Linked DNA regions of Homo sapiens: region 1 is linked to region 2. A link is a loop called in an ENCODE intact Hi-C map of the cell type or tissue named here. Cell type or tissue: gastrocnemius medialis. All regions are shown on one strand. Links, peaks and the distances in the headings refer to the core of each region. The heading gives the core; the rest is flanking DNA. Region 1 holds the start of LOC105379164 (a long non-coding RNA gene). Region 2 has its middle 65 kb from the start of CTXN3.

Region 1 (12,279 bases), core at 2,901-10,900, 79 kb after region 2:
ACAGATGGCCCTGGTCTGATGTGCTGAGGAGACCTGCATTGGAGGCTCTGGCCTCCCTTCCTGCCCCTCCCTTCCTGGCCCACAAGGAATTAATACCCAAGGCTAGGAGGGTGCTTAGAAACAAGCAAACCAAAACAAAACCCAGTGCATTAATATCCTCTAAATTCCTAAAGAGCTTATTTTTTTAAAATGCGGTCAAATTTTTATCCCAATCTTACTTCCAAACAAACATGAATTATAAATGAGTTTTGCAACTGTTATAGCCTTTAAAAAAATTCAAAGTGATAGAGCTGCAAAAATGATGCATTACCCGACTGGTAACTCCTTCCTCCCAGATCCTGGCTGGGATCCCCCTTATAAATTGTTTTTTAAACTGTAATTTTACAAACTTTGAAGTGTCAATATAATGCAAACTGTTATGCTATGATTACTAATGCTGTACTTGAAGGCAATGATTATAAGTTAACTGAAGGAACATTGTATTGATGCTTTAGGTCACATATTCTATTTTTATTTGGTTATTTTCATTGAGCAAAATTTATTTTGTGTCCGTGTTAATTTCCGTAGCTAATTACTGTGCTTTGTAATTTTTATTATAAATAAATTCATAATAAATATCATTTAATTTTCTATATAGTAGTAGTGTCTAATGTATATACTTTTATTTACGATGTGATTTAAGTAGATTTCGTTCAGTATCTGAAGCTTTTAACGACCTCTGTGTATACTTGTCATGTATATACTTGTATATTTATACGGTAATATACACTTGTATATTTATACAGTAATATCTACATATCTAAGTTTTTCCACCAGTAAAATTAAAATAGTGTTAGCTTGTCCTTTTCCTTCTCTTCCTCTCTACTGAATAGTCTTAAATGGTAGGAAGCCACTCTAAGGAAAACTGTCCTTTTGAAAATATGCATCGATCAATTCCTTTCTCTTGGCTTAATTCTCTAGGTGCTTCCCAGGGTCAAGTATTGAACCTGGTCTTTGTTTTCTGAGGAAAAAAGAAAAAGCAGCAGTAACTTGATAGTTTGGGAGACTGAGATACCTCCGTTCTCCCTTGGCTCAGGCAGTAGAAAGGAAAGGAGAAGCAGCATAGCTCCCTTAGTTGTGTCTTAGGTGAAGCAACACTTGGCTTTGTTTGTTTTTCTTTTTTGTATACTTTTCAAAGGGTTTTCACAGCTCTTCATCCTTATTACAGCACCATGAAAGATGCAGGCATTGCTACTTGCATTTTTACAGCTTAGTGACCTCTCCAAGGTCCCACACCCGTTTTGCAGTAGAGTGGAGCCCGGAGCCCAGAACCCAATGCTCCTGGAGAAGGTTTCTATTTTAAGCACCTTTTCTAGCCTCAGTTTCCTTGCACTGGGGCTAAAGAGATCCCTGCTTTCGTGAAGCTTGCAGTAAAGTGGCTAACATGTTTCAAGTTTAGCCACTGTGCTGACACATAGCTGAGGCTCCCTCAATGGCGCTATCGTAAGAACAATGTGAGAGTAATATTAGTGGAGCAGAGCAGGAGGAGACTTGGCAGGGGAGGCTGGGTTCAGATGTCAAGTTGACAGTACACCCTGAGGTCAATATTACTGTGCACATTTCTCATCTTCTATATTATAGTCGTATTCCCTGCCCATCCCTCCTGGCCCCAGGTGGCTCTTCTGAGAACAATCTGGTAATTTCATGCAAGAGTAAAATATCTTTCCCGATAATTATACAGAATTGAGCATCTCTGGTGAAAAAGAAAGCTGGTTTACAGATTTCTTTTTCTCTCTGAAAAATATGACTGTGAACCTAAAAAAATAAGGCTGCTATTTTATAGGTATTCCTTTCCCTTCCTTTTTCCCTGCAGATAACTCAGCCTCTCCAGAGTGCAGCCACCATGACCTCCGCAGATTGATGATGGAAGAAAAGAAAACCAGGATATCCTGTGCTCTGGCTTCCCTGGACCATGGATGGAGGACAGCCCATCCCCTCATCCCTAGTGCCCCTTGGGAACGAATCAGCAGATTCTAGCATGTCCCTGGAGCAGAAAATGACATTTGTTTTTGTGATTCTGTTGTTTATTTTCTTGGGCATTCTCATTGTCCGGTGCTTCCGGATTCTTTTGGATCCATATCGAAGCATGCCAACCTCTACCTGGGCTGATGGACTTGAAGGCCTGGAGAAAGGGCAGTTCGACCATGCCCTTGCTTAGGAGGGATGGTGTGGGATCTCCTCCTGAGGAGATGAAGTGCTTTGTGTCTTGGTGAGGATTCCCTTTATTTAGTGTTCTCAACAAATCAAATTTAAACAATATTTGGTCCCAGGACCATAATCCATTATTCCATAAATATGCAGTTGGGTTAAAGACATTTGAGGATGTTGGAAATGGACACTTATATAACTAATCCAACATAAGAAGGTTTAAATTTTTATGTTTGCTCAATGAATGAGTACTCTTAAAATTGTGTGATTGTGAAACCAAGAGCGTTAATACTGACATAGATTTGCCATCAAACAAAACACCACCTGATCTGACTAAAGAATAAAAGACTAGAAAGGATCTCATATGAATCTGGTGACAAGGCCAGGAAGAGATTTCCTTGCTCTAATTATGTCTATATTTGTTTTATTTCATGGGCACCTATCTGGGTCCTGAGCAGAATGAGGAAGATTGTGCTGAATGGACCCAAAGTAGTTTCTTGTTTTCTCCCAAAGCAGGGAGCTTTGGGAAGCAATGGAAAAGCTTAAAAGAGATGATTCTGTCCTTGGTAAATGTGAGTGAGAATAGCGTTTTGTTTTTCAAGTAAAACTTAATTCAAAGGCTACAAAGTTTTAAAAACTATTTACCAAGCCAACTACATTATATGTATTCATATTAATAACATGTGTAGAGGTAGCTATACATTACTTGAATTTACACTTTACACAAATGATTTAAAAAATAGGTTGCAAGTGCAGCTTAAAGTTTTTTTTCAATGAAAAGTTAATTGTTTAGAGGAGAAGACTTTTATAGTCTTCAGAGGAATGTGTATTTATGATTGTATATAGTCACCAAATAAAACTTTTCAAGAAACAGAAATGCTTCCTCTCTTATTTCACCAGAACTAATGCACTGAGGGTGCTACCTGGTATTAAGTGCTGAGGCTTAACATTTTTCCAAGAGAGGAGAAAAGAGTTAACAGCATGAAAGCTCATCTAATTCATCCCTCTCCCATTTCAAGAAGAGCTCCTATAAATTGTCCTGCACAGACAAAACCGATAGTTTTTAAGACCACCAAAAAGGGAGATGTGAATACCTCTTATTCCAACTTTTGTTGGAAGGAAAAGCTTGTGTCTAAACCAACCCTGCAGATAACTCAGCCTAAACCAACCCCGTTAGGCTGTATTTATAATCTATGTCTTCTAGTTTTCTCCTCAGCTAGTCATTACCTTTTTTGATTAAAAAAAGCACACTTCTTTAACCTATTAATTATAAGATTTTCTTTTTCTTTCAAATGTACTGTGTCATGTGTGTCCTCATTAATTTTTTTTTGTATTTTTGTTAGAGTCTATTCAAACCCACTCATGTATTTATGGAGCTCCTGCTTTGAGCCTGGAATTGCTAGCACTAGAAAGACAGAAAACACACAGGGCCAGTTCTTAATGTTGAATACTTTTCTATCTTGTTGGATGGAGAATACATTTAAAAAGGCATATGACTGAATCATTGTTCAAATGACTAACATGGACCTGATGGTTCCCACATCATCAGAATCAACTGGGGAGGTTAATATGTGTGCTAATTTTTATTATTTTTTTACTTTCTATTTTTTTTATTTTTTAAGAGATGGGGTCTTGCTCTTTCGCCCACTGGAGTGCAGTGGCACAATAGCTAATTTTCATTATAAAAGTTGTACATCATCATGGCAAAAAATTTATTATACAATATAGAAAAATATAAACATCACTGGTCAAAATTCTACCAGCTTAGTTCACCCTAACTCCTAACTCCAATTTTTCCTGGGTAGTTTATTGACAATGGAGATTATTACAGCCTTTCATCCCTACAGGTTGATTCTGTAGAGTTGGGTTAGTGAACAAATGCTCCAAGAGATAAAACATGAGGAAAGATGAATGTAGCCAAAATAATTAAGGAAATGTCCACGAGACAATGGCTCAGGTATAATTGTGCATGTTTAAGTGCTTGGCATAAAGTTCAATGCAATGTAAGTTATTATTATGAAATAAATTAGATCTTGACCTGAGAGGATGGAGGTAGTTTAGATATGTGCAAAGGAAAGGAAGAGGGAAAACCATAGAATAAGGAAACAGAGGTATGAGTGTGGGACCCGAAGGCAGGAGTGCAGCCTGGCTGGAGTAGAGAGTTGGAGAGGCAGCTGGAGCTCACAAGGGAAGGACAAAGGCAGAGGCTGGACCTCAGAGGATCCTAAACAGAAAAATCAAGGGTGGGAGTCACCGTAGATTCACGAAGAAAAAAATGACCTAAAGAGTGGTGTGTCAGTTCCAGCTTCCGTGCCCTTCCTCAGGGCAACACCAGGATCCACTTCTATAATGGGAACACACTGAAATAGCTACCTGCCCCCTAAGAGACCTTTGAACACAGGCATTGCCCACAAGTGCCACGGGGCCTCCCAAAGCCTGCCCTTCTTTCACTCCTCCCTTTATTTCCCACTCTATTTTTGTTTTCCCTTCTCAGATTACTGCTCCTTGTTCAACTTCCCCTCACTGGCTCTCCTGCCTCCTTCCTTGTCCAGAGCAAGAATACCATAACAAGTGAAAAAAAGCTTTGGGCTATTCACAGTAAATTGATCCCCCCTGTAAGAAGTGCTAACTCTCTTGTTTTAATTACTCTGGGCTTCTTGGAGTGAACAACTTATTCTCAAAAGGTCACATAAGCCCTCTCTTTCCTGGCTTTCTGGCTAAAGGAGTTACAGGGCAGCACTTTGCCTATCTTACAAGATATTTATAATGAGTGCAGCTGGCCTTTATGGAGTATATCTGCATCCCAGGATGGGGGGAAAAAACCCTGGACTTTCCCAAGGTCACTCTGTAGAATAGACCTGCCTTTTGATGCAGAAAAATGTGCAACCTCATTCTTAGCCTGAGCTCGGAATCACAACCCTGTGTTTTATTCCCCCAGAGATCCCAAGTTCTAGATCAACATTTCTCCCTCCAAGAGACCTTTTAAAATATTTTAAACACTGCGTAAAGCAAGTTTAACTTGGGTGCGAAGGAGCCTAATTTGACTCTGCTGTTAAATTAATAAACATTTCAAGACAGGCAATTCTTTTGCTATTATTAAGGGTTAAGGCTGAGGCAAAATAAACAATTTTAGGAGGCAAAAGTTAGATAGAGCAGATGTTTATGTATGCAGAAAAAATATGTATTCAAGTTCCTTTTTTATTGGATTCATTGCACAGTGTTTACTGAAACACTGAAGTTTTTTTTTTTGAGATGGAGTCTCACTCTGTCGCCCAGGCTGGAGTGCAGTGGCGGAATCTCGGCTCACTGCAAGCTCCACCTCCCGGGTTCACGCCATTCTCCTGCCTCAGCCTCCCGATCAGCTGGGACTACAGGCGCCCACCACCATGCCCGGCTAATTTTTTATATTTTTAGTAGAGACGAGGTTTCACCGTGTTAGCCAGGATGGTCTCGATCTCCTGACCTCATGATCCACCCACCTCAGCCTCCCAAAGTGCTGGAATTACAGGCGTGAGCCAGCACGCCCGGCCTGAAGCTTTTTATAATGTGAACATACTGATAAATTTGGTACAATGAGAAATTTCACTTGTTCACCATAAATGATTTTTTTAAAAAAAACCTTATTGTTTCAAGATGTCAACTTTCAGAATTGACATGTAAAATATATTGAAACATGGTTATTTTCAATAAATTTTCTAAGCCCAAAAACATTGAATAAAACCTAAGATATGATTTGTGAGATGTGTGTCGACCAAGAAAAATTATGTAAGATGGGTGTCTCAGTTATTGATTAATCCAAAAGTTGTAGAGTTGAGCCATGATCTCCAGAAAGTGCCCAAATGACTATATGTATGTATGCAATCCGTGATCCAACTGGCCTACTCCAGAAGAGATTTTTTTTGTTTTGTTTTGTTTTGAGATGGAAACGGGGAACCCTCTAAGCTTTGTTTGTACTTCCCGTTTCTAACAAAAATAAATGAATTATTTTCAGAGAGGGGTCTACTCTGAGGACATGAGGCCTCCCCATCTGGCATCTTGCTCTGGTCAGGTGAACCAAGCCCAGTACTTTAGCCAGTCTTTAGTCCTTTCCAAGGTCATGTTTTTAGAATAAAGTTCCCTGCTGCATTTAGTACAGTGGAAATTTTGCCTTCAGTTTCCTGCTATAAATTATACTCATGTCTTTTTCTAAAACACCACAAGATCCTCTTAGATCCCTCCATCCTACAGCCTTTCTCAATATCCTGATTGATGTTTCTCTACTTTCTGTGCTTCAGAGTAAGAGAAATTCCTTTAAACTGTCTTTTCAAAGAGATTTGCACCCTTATTCTCTTCTAGGCCCTATGACCAGCCCTAGAGCACCAAACTTATGCCAGCTTTTAAGAAAGAGGCTCTTCCTGGGTTCCTTGGAGTTTGAAAAGCTGGAAAGAAACATTGCTGTCATCTATTTCAACCTCCTCATTTTACATATAAAGAAACAGAGAAGCAGAGAGGTCATATGGCATGACCATGGCCACTTCTTCACCCACTGGTTGTAGCTGTAGCATCTTACATATGTGGTGTGCAGATGAGTTCAAACAGAAGGGCCAGTTGATAAAACCATAAATAAAAATACCCGTTTGTTAATTGACATGAAAGTTATAATAATATTAAATAGTCTATTTTGGCAGGGAGTGGGGAAGACATATTTTGTTTCTGAAAAAAGTCCTACGGATGATGTATTTTCTTTTGGAACATTCTGAAGCTTCAGTTTAAGTGTCCAGGCAACGAGAAGTATTTCCCGTTAGATTGTAGAGAATGCCTTAACAAAGATTCTGTTTCTCAAAACACGGGATAACCAATCTAGGATAAAGAATCAAAGTTTCTTTTTTTGTTTTTCTTTTTTTTTTTTTTTAAATTTCCTAGTAGACTTTTGAGCTGTTTTTCTTAGCTGAAGAAGCTCGACAAGGGAGATTACAACATAAGTTTATAAAGGCTCTGGATTCTGCTCTATCTATGGCTTATCAAAGAGTTATCTGGATCCTCTTGGGACATAGAGGTGACCTCAGAAAATATACAATTAAGTATTTCAAGTTTGAAAGTACACTTTATCCTTTTCTGTCCTATCTTTTTTCCTAGTTACTTCACTTCTATTTTTCCCTCTACTTTCCAATAACTGGAGTGCTGGAAGAAGTTTAATACAACCACTACATTCAGTGCTTCTCTGGTATATTAATATTTTCCTCAATAGTCAACAACAAGTGGCTGCCTGGTTTCTTCCTTAACATGTCTAATGTCTTAAAGTGTCCATCCTATTTTTAGCTTGTTCTGTTGTTTATAAATATCTCTTTATCAACCCCAAATTTGTCTTTCTGTAATTTTTGCCAGTGGAATCTTGTTTTGTCTTCTGGAGTGACAGAGATTTCTAATACTTGTTAACATGACAACTCTCAAGATATAGTTATTGTTGAAAGTCACACTCCATGGATCATTGCTGTTTCCGCATGTCTTTACAGCAGAGGCAGTGACAATATTTTGTTCTTTTCAAAGAGATTTGTTTAGAGATCGTATCTCCCTTTCCCTAAAAAAATGGCTGGGCAGGTTTGCTTGCAGCCCATTATGAAAGACTGGGTTTTCCTAAGCTCAGAGTTCCCCTCCTGTAATGCAGCCCATTGTGTGTGCAAGCACCATCTGGCTTTTTTTGTGTTGCCCTGTGGGAACTGGAGCTTAAGGAATTGGCACAGGAAAATGCTGATACTCAGTGTTGTGATTGCTGTAAATGATAAACTGTCCTTTGCCTCTGACCCAGAGGTCTTGTGTCTTCTGCCGGCATCCATGAAACTGTGGCAAACTAGTTATCCTGTAAGTAGGGTAAAATCTCAGATCCTACCTTGTTCTTGATGGTTATCATATTCCCCCAGGATAAACAATTCCAGCAACTTCAACCACCCTATATAATTTTCAGGTGCTTTGAATTATCTCTTATCCTTATCAAAAATTCTGGATGCTCTTCAGTTTGACCATCTCCTTGGTACCTAGAAAGGAAAATAATAGTTCATAGGTAGTCTGACTAAAATGAGGGGAATCAAATTATCACTTACTTTGTTTTGAAAACCGCATGACGTTTTATACCTGACTCCCTCATTATCGTATTCATTGCAGTCTCCATCTTTGTATCACCTGTAAATTGGCTCAGCAAGCCTTCTATTTATTTATCCACATTAATGATAAAATTTTGAACATATCTGAGCCAGAGAGAGAGAGAGTCCTGGGCCTTGCCACAGAGATCTCAATGCACATAAGAAGTCAATTGGCAGCAGTAATTGTAAGCAACTGCTCCCATGGAAAGCTCCATGGAGCACGTCCATGGAGATGTTCAAGGACGGCGAGCATATGAAGCATGATGACTTATACAAGTCATGCAGTGAAGCTTCAAAAGGAAACCACCAAAGTGATATTTGTGTAGCTTCCAGAGCTCAGCTAAAATGCCATGGATTCAAATGGGCAAGTGGAAGTCAACACTGAGTGGTGACAAGGGACTCTGAACACATTGTCTAGGACTTAAAATTCACTGGCACTGAAAAGACTTTTGGCTACACCTCCACGTCTCTGCCCAGCACTGTAACTGTTTATACATAATCATGCCTTATTTGCCTGAGGAAAACTTTTCCTCGAAGGGATTATCAGTTATTTATTCATCAGCTAGAGATAGCACAGGGTAGTGAAAGAGTGCATGCCTGGGACTCTGGCAACCTGGGTTCATTACTGTTTCCATAAGGAGTTAGCTTAGAGGCTTTTGAAAATCACTTAATTTTGGCCAGGTGCGGTGGCTCACGCCTGTAATCCCAGCACTTTGGGAAGCCGAGGTGGGCAGATACCCGAGGTCAGAAGTTCGAGACCAGTCTGGCCAACATGGTGAAACCTGTCTCTACTGAAAACACAAAAGTTAGCTGGGCATGGTGGTGGATCCCTGTAATCCCAGATACTCAGGAGGCTGAGGCAGGAGAAATGCTTGAACATGGGAGACAGAGGTTGCAGTGAGCCAAGATAGCACCACTGCCCCCCAGCCTGGAGTCTGAGGTGGACAGACTCCATTTCAAACAAACAAACAAACAAACAAAGAAAAACATTTAATTTCTCTGGGCCTCATTTTTTTTCATTTGTAAATTCAGTTTGGGCCAATCTCTAAATTCTGTTTTACTTCCTAATAAACATTTATAGCTAGAATTTTGGGAACAATTTGCTGAATACCAATATGAAAGAGGCTTGAAGAACTTGGATAGTAAGCCCCAGGTCACATGGTCCATGTGAAGCAAAGCAGGAATTTGAATTCAGTTTGCCGTGAATGCCTTCCTATCTACAAAATAGAACCAGGCTTCAAGCAAATAGAAAAAACTATAGGAATAAGGAAAATTCTAGAAATAGAAATAAGGTTTTCCGGGAAACACTAAATTGCGTTAACATTCTGCTGAAGTTATTATTGGCGTTTTTATGAAACCTCCAGGAAAAGAGGATTTATTAGCTAAAAAGTAGCTTTTGACAGGTCTGTGAGGTTGTTCGGTATACAGTTTTGTTTTGTTTCGGATAGATCCTCATCCTGTTTGCATTCAGCCTCCAGCTCTCACAATTTCTGTGACCTTGGGAAAATTAATTTTTTTATACCTCATTTCCTCATCTGTAAAATGGGCATGGTATGAATAGCATCTGCTCCACACAGGTTTTTACGAGAACTAAATGGGAAGGTGAGAATAGTATCTAATAAGCTTGTAATAAATATTGGCTTAATAAATATTACATTGCAGAAGATATTTTTTACATGGGTAGCTTGCTGAAATCCTAAATTATTTAAATATGTGCCAAAGCACAAAACTCTGGAATTAGACTAATAAGTGTAAACTTTATAAAATTTTTCTTTATGATTGTTTCATTTGTTTTTCCAAATTCAGAATATAATAAAGAAAATGTTTAGTTAGAGTGAAGATTAATTTGAGCTCTGTGCTTGAAATAAAAGCTTTATCTTTGGAACTAGCACAGACCTCTAGGCATTGAGAGAACAAGTTTCTCTTTTTCATTCCCAGAAGTGCTCTTTCATCATACATATTTTTTTTCTTTATATGAGCCAACTTTCAAAATATTTGGAAGAAGAAAGGATTCATTCTCAGGTTTCTCATTATTGCTTTGCTGGTGACCTTGGGAAAGTCAATTAAATTCTTTCATGTTTTTCATAACATGGAAATAATAAGTGAGACTATTCAGCACATAAATCAATGATTTGGGAGTGCTTAAAATCCTGCAAAAATATGAAATACCAGAATATTACTATTTGAAAATAATGAATTTCTGTTTGTGTTCCAAAAACAAAATAATCACATATTTTATTGATAAAGGAAGGTACATCGCACATGTGACAAATGCTATTTCCTAGTCCCCAGTTAACATATTCAATGCTGAAACATGGAGGATTTATTGTGGATGTTCTGTAGCAGTGTAATCCTTGCCCCTTGCCAGCCTGCCTCCCCCTCTAAGATAAGTAGAGACTTTTGCCGCTATTTTTAGTTTGAAATTAGATTTAAATAGGGAAAACATTAATCTCGTGATTACCCTCCTCACAGAATTCCAAGCCTGAGCTTTCACAGAGGTCACACTGTTCCTTAGAGTGATCTGTAACTGAAGTTTCAAAGAATACCCAGCTAGTGAGTCCAGGAATGAAACTATGTGTTTATTTAAATATCTCACCAAGGAGGGCAAAATATGAGAATGATGTGTCCTCTAACATTTGCAAAGAAATCTTTGGCAATAAATCCCAATGACTCTTTGGAATTGGATAGCTCTGCTCAGTATGTTGGACAGATTTACAGGATATCAGGTTATGGGGCACAGCTTTTGGTGATGATATTTCTATGGAAACAAGACCTCTGGGGAGATGTCTACAATTTGTGCACCCTACAGGACTTCTCTGGGAGGTCAAGTGCAGTAGGCCCTGTGGTTAGCTGCCATCTTGCCCTAGCTCCTCTTCTTAGAGTAACTTTCCTCTTTGGCCCTGGAAAAGACCTGCCTGGTTTCTTGGATTGTTCTATATTACCGAATCATTATTTTGTTCTATATTACCGAATCATTCTTTGCTTACCTTTGTGGATAATTAGAATTTAAGAGGTGAAGTTTTCTGAATATTGCCAGGCCTTATGTTTTATTTATTAATTAATTCATTCTGAACATGCAATGCTGAGTGTCCATTGTGTATCAGGCACCGTACAAGATCCTCATTAGCGTTACAAAGAGAAAAAACAGAGTACCTACTCTCAAGGAGTGTACATTCTAGTTAGGGAGCAGAAAACGTTCTGCTTTTATGAATACCTATTGACTCCTTAGTAACTTTTGAAGAAGCTAACCTTTTGATAAAATTTTGCCCATTTAAGTTTGGTTTGCATTTTACCTTCTAGAAACAAAATTTTCGTTAGTTTTTCAGTGAATATGATTTTAAAGCATTTCATAGAATTTAGTAAAATATGATATATGAGTAAATGTTATTGAAATATGTTAATGTTTTGAATGAGTTCTTCAGATTCCAGAACTGCTCAAAGTTTCATTTCTGAAAATGGGTTTAAGACAGATTTAGAGAAAATGCTTGGATTTAAGTCAAATAAAGAATCTTAAGTTATAGGAAGACAAATTAAATAAGTTATGACTAGAAACAGTTATCTGGGTAACTGAGACCCCTTCTTTCCCAGGAGTCAGTGCTTATGTCTGTATGTGGAGAGGGGTTGATATTCAGATCAACTGATCTATGAACAGTATCCATACTGCCCAAAACTTCTGAGGATAGAAATTATTTGTAATCATCCTTAATTACCTTATATTTCCTAGCCAACACACTGCCTTGCATATAATAAACATTCAACAATTATTTGCTGCATAGCATTGAAGTGAATTGAATTAAGTCAAGTGTCTAAATATCTGCTTATCCCCATGACCACTAACCACTGGCTGTGATAAACTTTCTTGGTTTGACTCTTAATATTGAAAACACAAGGGCCTGTTCCTGACTTTTTCTTTCTACCCTCTGTGTCTCATTTAAAAAATTACTAGTAGGCCCACTGTGAGTGAATTTTGTTTTTG
Region 2 (12,279 bases), core at 1,559-9,558:
ACCACAGAAATACAAAGGATTATTAAACTGCTATGAAAAATTATAAGCCATCAAACTGGATGATCTAGAGGAAACACATATTTGTAGAAACGTACAACTTATCAAGACTAAATCATGAAAAAAATCCAAGAAGAATAATAACAGCTAAGGAGACTGAATTAGCAATCAAAAATCTCCCATCAAACAGCCCACATCCTTATAGCTTCCCTGGTGAATTCTATCCAACCTTTACAGAAGAACTAATACCAATTGTCAATTCTTGGAAAATAATTGAAAAGGAGGGAACATTTCCAAATTCATTTTGTAAGGCCAGCTTTACCCTGATACCAAACTCAAACAAGAACACTATAAGAAGAGAAAACTATAGGCCAATATCACTGATAAACATAGATGCACAAATCCAAAATAAAATACTAGCAAACTGAATTAAGTGTTAAAAGGATAATACACCATGATCATGTGGGATTTATTCCTGGGATGCAAGGATAGTTCAACATATGTCAATCAATAAATGTTATACATTACATTAACAGAGTGAAGGACAAAAACCATATGATAATCTCAATATATGCAGAAAAGGCATTCAACAAAATTAAACACCCTTTCACGATATGATAAAAAAAATCTCAACAAATGTGGTATAGAAGGAATGTACCTCAACACAATAAAGGCCATATATGACAAGCCCCTAAGTAACATTATACTCAATGGTGAAAAGATGAAGGCCTTTTTTAAGATTTGGAACAAGACAAGTTTGCTCACTCTCGCCACTTCTCTTCAACATAATAATGAAAGTTCTACAGTAATTAGGCAAGAAATAGAAATAAAAGATATCCAGACGTGAAAGAAGAAGTAAAATTGCCGCTCTTGACAGATGATATGATCTTCTACACAGAAAATCCTAAACACTCCACCAAAAACTGTTAGAACTAATGATGAATTGGGCAGGCACAGTGGCTCATGCCTGTAATCCCAGCACTTTTGGAGGCCTCGAGATCAGCCTGGCCAACATGGGGAAACCCTCTCTCTACTAAAAACACAAAAATTGGCTGGGGCATTGTTGTGCATACCTGTAGTTTCAGCTACTCTGGAAGATGAGGTGGGAGGATCACTTGAACCTGGGAAGCGAAGCAGAGGGTGCAGTGAGCCAAATCACATCACTGCACTCCAGCCTGGGTGACAGAGTGAAACTCTGTCCAAAAAAAACAAAAAAACAAAACAAACAAAAAAAACTAATGATGAATTCAGTAAAGTTGCAAGATACAGAATTAACATACAAAAAGTGCTTGTTTCTCTATAAACTAACAACAAACTATCTGAAAAAAGAAAGAAAACAATCTCATTTATAATAGCATCAAAAAGAATAGAATACTTAGGAATAAATGTAATAAGGAAGTGAAAGACATCTGCAATAAAAACTATAAAACATCGACAAAAGAAATGAAAGAAGACACAAAGAAACAGAAAGGTGTTCTGTATTCATGGACCAAATAATCAATATTGTCAAATGTCCATACCAAAGTGTTCTGCAGATTCATTGCAATTCGTATTAAAATTCCAATGACACTTTTCACAGAATGAAAAAAACTATCCTGAAATTCATATTGAGTGACAAAAGTCCCTGAATAGCCAAAGCTATCTTGACTAACAACAAAGCTGGAAGCATCACACTTCTTGATTTCAAATTATATACAAAGGTATAGTAATCAAAACCATATAGTGCTTGAGGCCAGGAGTTTGAGAGCAGCCTGGGCAACATAGTGAGACCTCGTCTCTCTAAAAAAAAGCTAAGCAAACAAAAAAACTCAAAACCTAAAAAACTAAGCTACCTGTGGTGGTGCATGCCTGTAGTCTCCAGCTACCTGGGAGGCTGAGGTGAGAAGGCTGCATGAGCCCAGGAGTTTGAAGTTGCAGTGAGTGAGCTAGGATTGTACCATTACACTGGATGACAGAGTGAGACCCTGTCTCTTAAAAACACAACAGCTATAAACTATATGGTACTGGCATAAAAACAGGCACATAGAGCAATGGAACAGAACAAAAAGTTCAAAAAGAAACCCACACATATATGGTCAATTAATCATTGATAAAGCTGCCAGTAATTTGCAATGGGGAAAGGATAGTCTCTTGAATAAATCATGTTGGTAAAACTGGATATCCACATGTGGAAGAATGAAATTATATTTTTATCTCATAACATATACAAAAATAAGTTCAAAATGGATTAAAAACTTAAATGTTCATCGAAGAAAACATAAAGGAAAAGCTCCATGACATTGGTTTGGCAATGATTTTTTGGATGTGACAGCAAGAGCCCAGGCAATCACAAATAAACAGGAGAGACTACATCAAACTAAAAACTTTCTGCAGCGCAGAGGAAACAATCAACAAAATGAAAAGACAACTTATGGAATGAAACAAAATATTTCCAAACCATATATCTGATAAAAAGTTAATATACAAAATATATAAGGAACTCATGCAACTCAATAGCAAAAAACCAAATAACCCAATTTTAAAAATGGGCAAGGACATGAATAGACTTTTTTCCAAAGAGGATACATTAATGGCCAACAGGTATGTGAAAAGGTGCTCAACATCACTAATCATCAGAGAAATGCAAATCGAAATCACAATGAGGTATCACCTCACACCTGTTAGGATGGCTATAATCAAAAAGTCAAAAGATGATGAGGATTGCTGAGGACATAAAGAAAAAGGAAGTCTTATACATTGTTGGTAGGACTGTAAGTTGGTATAGCTGTTATGAAAAACAGTATGGAATTTCCTCAAAAAATTAAAAATAGGAGTACCATATGATTCAGGAATTCCTTTTCTAGATATATAGTGAAAGAAAACTAAGTTACTCTCTTGAAGAGATGTCTGCACTCTCATGTTCATTGCAGTATTCTTCACAATACCCAAGATAAGGAATCAACCTAAGCATCTGTCAACAGATAAATGGATAAAGAAAATGTGACATGCACACACAGAGGAATATTATTCAGCCTTAAACAACAAATAAATCCTGCCACTGGTGACAACATGAATAATGTACCTGGAGGACATTATGCTAAAAGAACTAAGCCAGACACACAAAGACAAATATTGCATGATCTCATTTACAGTTGGAATCTTAAAAAGATAAACTCATAGAAACAGAGAATAGAAAGATGGTTACCAGAGGTGAGAGGGTGCGGAAATGAGAAGATGTTGGTGAAAGGGTACAAACTTTCAGTTATAAGGTGAGTAAGTTCAGTATCGTGTATAGTATGGTGTCTGTAGTTAATATAATATATACTTGAAATTTGCTAAGAGAGTAGATCTTAAATCTTATCACAAAGAAAAAAGGTAACTATGTGAGGTGATGTATATGTTAATTAGTTTCATTGTGGTAATCATCTCAGTGTATACATAAAATATCATGTTGCACACCTTAAATATATGCAATTTTATTTGTCAATTATACCTCAATAAAGTTGGGGGAAAAAGGAATGAAGTGCTGATTCATACTATAATAATATAGATAAACCCTGAAAACAATATGTTAAGTGAAAAAAGCCAATCGAATTATGTACTATATAATTCCATTTATATATAATGTACAGAATTAAACAAAGCCATAAAAATAGAGTGCAGATCAGTAACTGCCAAGATGTAAGGAAAGATAAATTAAGAATGATTGCTAATTTCTTTTTGGGGTGATGAATATGTTCTGGAATTTACAAGAAAACCATTGGTCTGCACACTCTTAAAGAGTGAATTGGATAGTGTGTGAATTTCATCTCAAAGAGCACAAAATCAAAAAAAGTCAAACAAACAAAATAAGTGGAAACAACTCAAATGTCCATGAACTGATAAATGTGGTACAGATTTATCATGGGTGATGAAAATGTTCTAAATTGATTATGGTGATGATTGCCCAACTCTGTGAATATACTAGAAACCGCTGAATTACACTTCAAATGAATGAATTTTATGGTATGCGAATATACCTCAATGAATCTGCAATGCATAAAAAAAATCTCAAAAACCCAAGTCAGAGTGTTTCTCTCTTTTGCTCAAATCTCTGCAATGACCTGCACCCAGATCTCCTTCCCTTCCCTTCCTTTCTCTTTTTTCTTTTCTTTTCCTTTCTGTTTTTTCTTTTTTTTCTTCCCCTCTCTTTTCTTCTTTCTTCTTTTCTTTTCTTTTTTTTTTCTTTCTTTTTGGGACAGGGTCTCACTCTGTCACCCAGGCTGGAGCACAGTGGTGTGATCATAGCTTACTGTACCCTCGACCTCCCCAGGCTCAAGTGATCCTCTTACCTTAGCCTCCTGAGTAGCCGGAACTCCCAAGTAGCTGAGACTACGGGTGCACAGCACCATGCCCAGCTAATTTTTTTTTTTCGGGGGTAGAGACATGATTTTGCTCTATTGCCCTGGCTGGTCTCAAACTCCTGGGCTCAAGCAGTCTGCCCACCTCAGCCTCCCAAAGTGCTAGGATTACAGGTGTGAGCCACCACACCAGGCCTCCAGATCTTGGTTCCCTGATACCATGTTCCGATAAATTGAACCAGGGCTTCCTGGAGAAATGGCTGAATCCAAGGCGAGGGCAGGGAACACAGAAGATGAGCCTGGGGCATCTTATAGTACCAGGAGATGGAACATACATTAAAAACAAGATTTAACAAAACGTTCATCTCAAATGGAGCCAATCTGAAACAATTGCCAATGTCCAAAACCAGAACAAATGGGGAAAAAAAACAAGTAATGATAATATTAGAGTGTAACTCAAAGAATAATTATCTATGAGTCTATACTGATATAAATAAGCAAATAAGGGGGAAGGGGTGAATCTTCCTTAGAAATATTAAACATAGAAGGAATGAAGGAAATAAAAAATCACCATTATAATACCACTGGCTATAGTTGAGAGCCTTTGATGGATACTAAAATTACTGGGCAAAATTTTAAGAGGAAGCAGGACATTTTCATAGCCTCAAGGTATCTCTTCTAAAAGTACTCATTAATTACTGTGGCAATTTTAACCTATGTTCACAAATTATTTGATACTCCTTTCTCTAGAAGATAAAGCTTAATTCTCTTCCTTTTGAGCGTGGGCTGGATTCCTAGAAGTGAGACCTACTTCTATATATAGAGCATGGAAAAGAAAAAATAGTAACTACTGTGGAGAAACCTGGCAAGATGTCATCTTAACCTAGTGGTGAAAGCCAACATCACCAGTGGTAAGCCATGGGATATCATGTACCCCATGACAAGATGTAATGAGAAGGGCACTTCCTCAGTGTAACTATGAGAAAACATCAACCACATTCACATTAAGGGACATTCTACAAATACTTGCTCAGTCCTCTTCAAAAGTGGCAAGGTCATGAAAAGCAGGAAAAGAATGAGGAACTGTCGCAGATTGGCGGAGAGTAAGGAGACATGAAAACTAAGTGCAGCATGATCTCCTGGATTGGATCCTGAGACAGTGACAGGACATCAGTGGAAAAACCAGTGACACCTGAATAAAGTCTGTATAGTTTTGTACCACTGTTTATTTCCTACTTTTGATAAATGAGCTATGGTTACATAAGACATCAGCATTAGAAGAAGCTGGGTGAAAGGGATATGGGAACTCTAGGTTATCATTGCAACTCTTCTAAAATCACTTTAAAGTAAAATGTTTCTAAAAATACTGAGAAGATAAACCCCTCAATCTCATGCTGGGTAAAATTCAAAGTCATTCTTAATTGCCTTCTAAGCCTGATGTAATGCTCACATTCCCTCTCTGCCCTTCTCTTCTCTCATTCCTTCCCTCCTGCAGATGACTTTGGCTACCTGTCTCCTTCCTGTTTACTCCTGGCATGATTTTTTCTGGGCTCTTGACTCTTACTGTTCCTTTTGCCTGGAAAGCTCCCCATGAAGAAAGTTTCATGGCTAGTTCCCTTACCTCTTAGAGATCTTTACTCTGATGTCCCTTAATCACGAGGCCTTCTCTGACCGACCCATATAAAACCACACATAGTATGTCCTGTCATGCCCTATACCCTGGCTTGCTTTACATCTTCATTGCTCTTATCACCACCTGTCATTCATTATATTTTACTGATTTTTTTCCTTATCTATTTCCCTTGTGGAAGGCAGCATAATGGCCCCTAAAGATATTCATGCCCTAATGCCTGGCATTGGTGATTATGTTATACATGGCAGAGGGGAATTAAGGTTGTTAATCAGCTGACATTGAGATGAGGAGATTATACTGGATTATGTGGTAGGCCCAGTATAAACACAAGGGACCTGAAAAGTAGAGAGAAAGCAGAAAATACAGTAGAGTGATTCCATGTGAGAATGACTCAACTTCCCATTGCTGGCTTTGGAGATATAAGGGAACCATGAGCCAAAGGCTGTGGGCCGCCTCTAGAAGCTGAAAAACATGAAACAGATTTTTCCCTAGAGCCTCCAAAAGAAACACAGCCCAACTGACACCTTAATTTTAGCCCAGTGAGACCTCTGTCAGATTTCTTTACATAACTGTAAGAAGATACATTTATGTTGTTTAAGCAAAACAACACAAGACAGCATTCCTTTCCTGTAATAAATTTGTGATGATTTGTTACAGCAGCAGTAGAAAACTCATTCATATCATGAACAAAATCCCATTGCTAACGTCCCTGTGGGATCTCAGGTCTGATGAGTATGGGAACTCATATGTAACACAAGGACTATTTTGTCATAAATTTCTCCAGTGGTGATGAACAAGTCTGTGAGCACAGTGAGTGTCTCAGGGTATGTGTGAGTAAGTGTGAGTGAGGGATTTTGTCTGTTGTGTAAAGAGTTCCTGCCATATACTCAGAGACCTCACAGGCACTGTTCCTATCCTTGGGTTAAATGCTAAGAGGTAAGGCCTTTATCATTTCCACTGTTTTTCAAATTTTATTTTTTGTTTTTATAGAGACGGGGGTCCCTCTCTCTCACCCAGGCTACAGTGCAGTGGTATAATCATAGCTAACTGCAGCCTCAAATTCCTGGGCTCAAGCAATCCTCCTGCTTCAACCTCCCAAGTAGCTAGGACAACAGGTACAAGCCACCATGCTCGGCTCTCCCATTTCTAGTGTTCAAGATTGAGAATCTTTACGTGGACTTGGAAGACATTTCTGAATACTTTGCCTAAGAACCCTGTACTACCCTGTCTGTTCTAAACAGGAGATAAACAGTGGCCACAGCATTCTGGAGTTTTATGTTTAAAACTGACTCTCAGACATTAAATAAATCTTACCAGAAGAAATTGATTTAGGAAGGCAGTGTAAATGTGTCTTTTGTTTTTATTTAGAGAACTTCTCATCTAGATTCAGACCTTTGAGGGGTTATAGATTGATGGGTGAATTTGCTTGTGTTCATTATGTAAAATAACAGAAGAGCCAGAAGCAATATAACCAAAATACAAGAGAGCTTTATAAACAAAATAAGAGTAATAGATACTTGAAAGATAATGTCCCCAAGCACTTTAGAAATGTCTAAAGTATCGTAGAAATTTTTAGATGAATGGCTCTAAATTCATTTTGGAATGGGCTTTAGTTGTTAAATTTTCTTTTCTAAATAACCCAGAAAAAGTTTTAGCTAGATATAAAATACAAATTGAACACCAAGAGAATTCACCATAAAGTTTTCATTGATGTATTTAATATAGCTGTAATCATGATATGTCAGTAGAAGACTGTGGTTTACACATGACAAAAAACCCCTGACACAACCTGGCTTAAACAAGAATGGGAATTTACTGGCTTACATAACCATAAAACCCCAAGAGAGGGTGGGTTTCTGCAAAGTTGATTCAGATGTTTAGAATTCATCAACAAAGTTGATTCAAATGCTTACAATACAATTCAAATGTTTTCTGCAGTTCTCTCACCCCTACTCTCTGAAATTTGTTGGCTTTTTTCTTGAACTGGCTTCTCTCACTTCTTCTGGCTCCCAGAGGGGTCAGCTCGCTCACATTTGACAAACAGGGCCACCCTGGAACTGCTATTCTAATCATCACGGGGCTAGGAAAGTCAGGATTGATAATAATAGAGCAGAAGTCTGCAAACCAGGGCCTGCAGGTGAAATCCAGCAAGCTTCCTGTTTTTGTAATAAAGTTTTATTTGACCACAGTCATGTCCATTCATTTGCATATTGCTTACGGCTGCTTTTGCACTATAATAGCAAAGTTGAGTAGTTACAATGTGAACCTTACATCATGCAAAGCCTAAAATATTTACTTTCTGGCCCTTGACAGAAAAAGTTTGCTGAACTCTGTAGTAGATTAATAGAGAATAACTCTTTGAGGTAGCACTCAGCCCAGAAGCCAGTCTTCTCACCAAAAGCAGTTAATTCATGCTATGGCTCTTTTTTCTTTTTTCCACCAAAGCACAGAAAGATTTTTCTTAGGCAATTACAGCAAGCAGTTTTTGAAAGTCAAGAGTCAGGCTTCCGATGTTTTAGGATTTACATGGGTCGTCTAAATGGCTAATAGTTAGCTATAGCTAAGGAAATAGAATGGAGTACTGTACCGCAAATTCACACAAACAGCACACACTAGGGGCCAGATTCTGCAAGCACTTTATATCTATTCGTCTCTCACAAAATCATGTGAGGGGTGTTCTGTGATTATTCCTACTTTATAGATGAGGCACCAAGAGCTTAAGAAATTTCTTCTTACAGAGCTGGAGCTTCTTAAATGGAGCATCTGTAATTGAAAGCCAGATTGTGGGACTCCAGCATCCACACTGTTAATCAGTAACAAGAGGTTGCCTGAGCAAATGCAAAACGAGGCTAAGAATTATCTGCAGTTTGTGGTCTGACTCAATACTGAAGATGAAAAAATGTGAGACATGCAATGAAAGAGCAGAGGACTTTCACACAGCCAGGAGACAAAGACACAGATCAAATTAGAAGCAGAAAACAAACATTTGTTAATAGACACTGGGGACTCCAAAAGAGTGTGGGGAGGGTTGAAAAATTGCCTATTGGGTACAATGTTCACTATTTGGGTAGCAGGTACACTAGAAATCCAAACTCCACCAGTATGCAATATACCCATGTAACAAACAACTATATATACCCTGTGTATCTAAAAAAAAATTAAGTAAATAAATAAAAACAAAATAAACCTTCCCTCCAGCTGCCCCTTGCTAAGGGGCTGGAGCAAGACCCTGATGAGGAGGGTGCTGGAAGATAACACCTTACCTATACCAGTGTCAGCCAGAATGAGCTCCTTAGAACATGAGTACTGGAAATTTCTGTATAGAAAATTGGTCCTGTGGTCAGCTTAGTGGAGAAACAGTGCACACACTAACTCACTCAGGGGTATTCCCAGTGCAAATGTCAGAGACTCTGAGAAATGCTAGACTAGAGAAACTGGTTTGCTTAATCTAGTATTTACTGAATTTATAAGACCACTGAACATTCTTTGTGAATCTGTATGACATCTGTAAATGTCCCAAAGAACAAAATTTCCATGCATTTTATTGTATAATTTAAATGCATCATTTGAATGCCTAGTAGTATAATTTAGTTCATAGCCTGTAGTGTGAAACCATTGCTTCTTAAGTTATCTTTTTTGGTTGTCTTTTTACTTTTTTTCGTTGTTGTCTTTTTACAATCTTAATAAGAGCCCTTCCAAGGTAATTAAACTGGGATTCTGAAGCAGATGGATCTCTGGAAGCCAGATGGACTGACCATTTGAACCAGGTGAGCTTCCTTGCCAAAGGGGGCTGGCAAGGCCCCCTTCTAGGAGGATCTGCCACCTAAGTTTACCCACTACAATGGCAGCATCAAAATAGCATTGTCATACTGATATGCTGAAGGACTAAATTGTGTGGAACAGATATGGAGTGTATCAGAGCACAGGTAAATAGCTGCAAATAGTGTAGGCAATAAATTCACAGGAACTTAAAGATTGCAGTTATGGGCATAGTATGGACTATTGCCAACAGGAAAGGGTGCACGGGAGGAGGAGATGCCTGAACTGGACCTTATGAGGTCTAGCGGATGTGGGCAGTGGAGAGAAGTTGTGGGGGGTAGGGTGGAGGGTTTCAGACCAACAGGAAAAGATGGGGCCTGAATGTGCACAGGGCTGAGAACAGTCTCTGTTAGGGCAGGGGGTAACGCTGGGCCTGGATTAGGCAGAGGGTGTGGTTGGTGAGGTCTGAGAGGTGAAGTGGACTAGTTTATGGACCACCCTGATAATCTGGCTGAGGGGTGTGGTTTTAATTCAGCTGATAACAAGGAAATATTGCAGGTTTGTGAGCACGGTCAAAGTGTGTGTTGTTTGACATAGATCTAGAGAACGGCAGTATGAAAATGGATCAGGAGGGAGAAATCTAGAAGGGTAAATAAAATTCCTTTATTACAGGGAATACCTGAAGCACCAGGAAGACCAAATGATTACAGAGTTGGAATTTTCATCCCCACTCACAGACCTCCAGGATGAGAAGAGAAGGAAGAGAAATGTATAGACTATTTACAATTTCATGCTACCAAGAAGGCTGACTTCCAAATTACCAAAGTCAAAGTCATTGATTTTTCTAAGAAATGTCCAGAGAGATTGACTGTATAAGCAACTGTAAGTGGCCCGCCCCGTTGTTTAACCATTGTTATAATTAAGAAGATGGTTTGCTTGCTTTCTTTTAAAGTAACACATGTGTATGTTAAGGGACTGTAGCCACTGGGAAAACACACTCTGTTTTTCTACATCCTCACACAACGCTTCTGACACCAGATGTGTGGGGGTTTTCCACACCAGGCAATTCTTCAACTCTCCAAACACCAGTTGGGTATTCTGCAATTTAATTAGATTCTGACACTATCTGGAGTCAGCTCAATCTCACAAGACTGCCCCACTTGCCAATCACAAGTCCAGGCCTCTGATATTTCTGATTGACCAACTATAAATCCAAGGTACCCAGGACCCCCTCCTCATGTTCAATAATTTGCCACAATGTCTCACAGAACTGAGGGAAGCACTTTACTTATGTTTACTGGTTTATTACAAAGAATACAACTTAGGAAAAACTAAGTCAGGGGATGCATTGGGCAAGATATGGAGGTGGGACTCGGAGCTTCCAGCCCTTTCAGGGTGCCTCCTCCCAGCACCTTCACATGCTCAGCCACCCAGAAGCTTATCAAATCTCTTTGTTCAAGAGTTTTTATAGAGCTTAATCTCTAGCCATCCCCAGTTCCCCAACATCCTGGAGGTCTGTGAGTGGGGATGAAAATTCTAGCTCTATAATCACTTGCTCTTTCTGGTGACCAGACCCAAGGGAGACTATCTAGGGGCCCCACCCAAAGTTACTTCATTAGCATAAACTCTGGGGTGATCCAAAGGGGATCGGCATTAATAACAAAAGATACTGCTATGTCTCAATAAATTCCAAGGGTTTTAGGTGTTCTGTGCAAGGAACTGGGGAGAAAAACCAATTTTTAAAAATTGTACCAAAACCATGTATGATTTGCTTAACACAGCATATTTGGCAAATATAGAAAAAACCTAAGGAAGAAAATGAATCATGCACAATTTCAGAGACAGTCATACATTTTTGGGGGTATTTCTTCCCGGGAGCAGTATGGTGGGGTCTCTGTGAGGTGATGAAGCCGTGGAGAGGTGGACGACAGACCTGGCAGTGCTCTGTGGTCACTGGTCACTGCAGTGATGCCTGGCTGGAGCCTCAGCATCCACCTGAGGCACTGACGAGCGGGAGCAGGCTTGAGTGGCACTTACGTGGGAGTCCATCAGTCATGCTTGTAAGCACATGTGGGTTAGGGTTAAATGCACTTGCCAGGTTTTGTGCCATTTCAGTCACTTTTCATGCAAGAGAACAGAGCCTTAAATGCCAGCCCCACCGTATGTGACCTTTCTGCACACCACTCCAATAATTTGCGCTATCATACTCCTGCTTTACCAATCAGGCCAAGACAATAACACATAAGAAAAGAACACTTCTGCATTGTTCCACAAGCCTTGAAATGTAATGTGAGTCTTTACTGAAGTCGTTTGAAGGGGGTTACATCATATAACATACAATGGAACAGCCTGGAAACCCCTCTGCGATTCAGCTCCTTGAAGCCCCGCACTGCCAGCACCGGCTCCGGCTCCTCCAGTTCCTCCCAGGACCCACTGGCTTTCTCTTAAATGCTCCTGATTCTCTGGCTTGCTTTTTCCTCTCCTTGCTGTTGCTTTGGGAATTTTCCTTTTTGGAGAACTCAAGCCTTTTCTTATGTAAATAAGTACAGTATCTCCAAGTTTTTTCAGCTT

What was found. Hi-C counts contacts between places; a loop is a spot of excess contacts. Peaks named below come from ENCODE experiments on the same cell type or tissue, not always from the same donor. Only the 100,000 strongest peaks of a DNase experiment are listed, where the experiment ranks them.
Region 1: a loop joins it to region 2, with 2.7 times the contacts of the local background. A loop is called at or near these places in 2 of 110 quality-filtered maps.

The regions. Positions count from the first base shown.
Region 1 is chr5:127,655,571-127,667,849 of GRCh38, forward strand. CTXN3 (cortexin 3) reads left to right here. Exons shown (of 3, transcript NM_001048252.3): 3 at 1,853-3,060. The coding sequence starts at 1,952. The coding sequence ends at 2,197. It overlaps LOC105379164 (a long non-coding RNA gene), which reads right to left and starts at 8,192. Exons shown (of 3, transcript XR_002956226.1): 1 at 8,054-8,192. In gastrocnemius medialis, for the core only: no CTCF peak of the experiment used is centred there; no DNase peak of the experiment used is centred there; H3K27ac peaks cover 8,000 bases.
Region 2 is chr5:127,577,716-127,589,994 of GRCh38, forward strand. No RefSeq gene overlaps it. Among named protein-coding and RNA genes, the nearest start is that of CTXN3, 65 kb to the right of the region's middle. In gastrocnemius medialis, for the core only: a CTCF peak has its summit at 5,226; a DNase peak (open chromatin) is centred at 5,186; H3K27ac peaks cover 1,009 bases.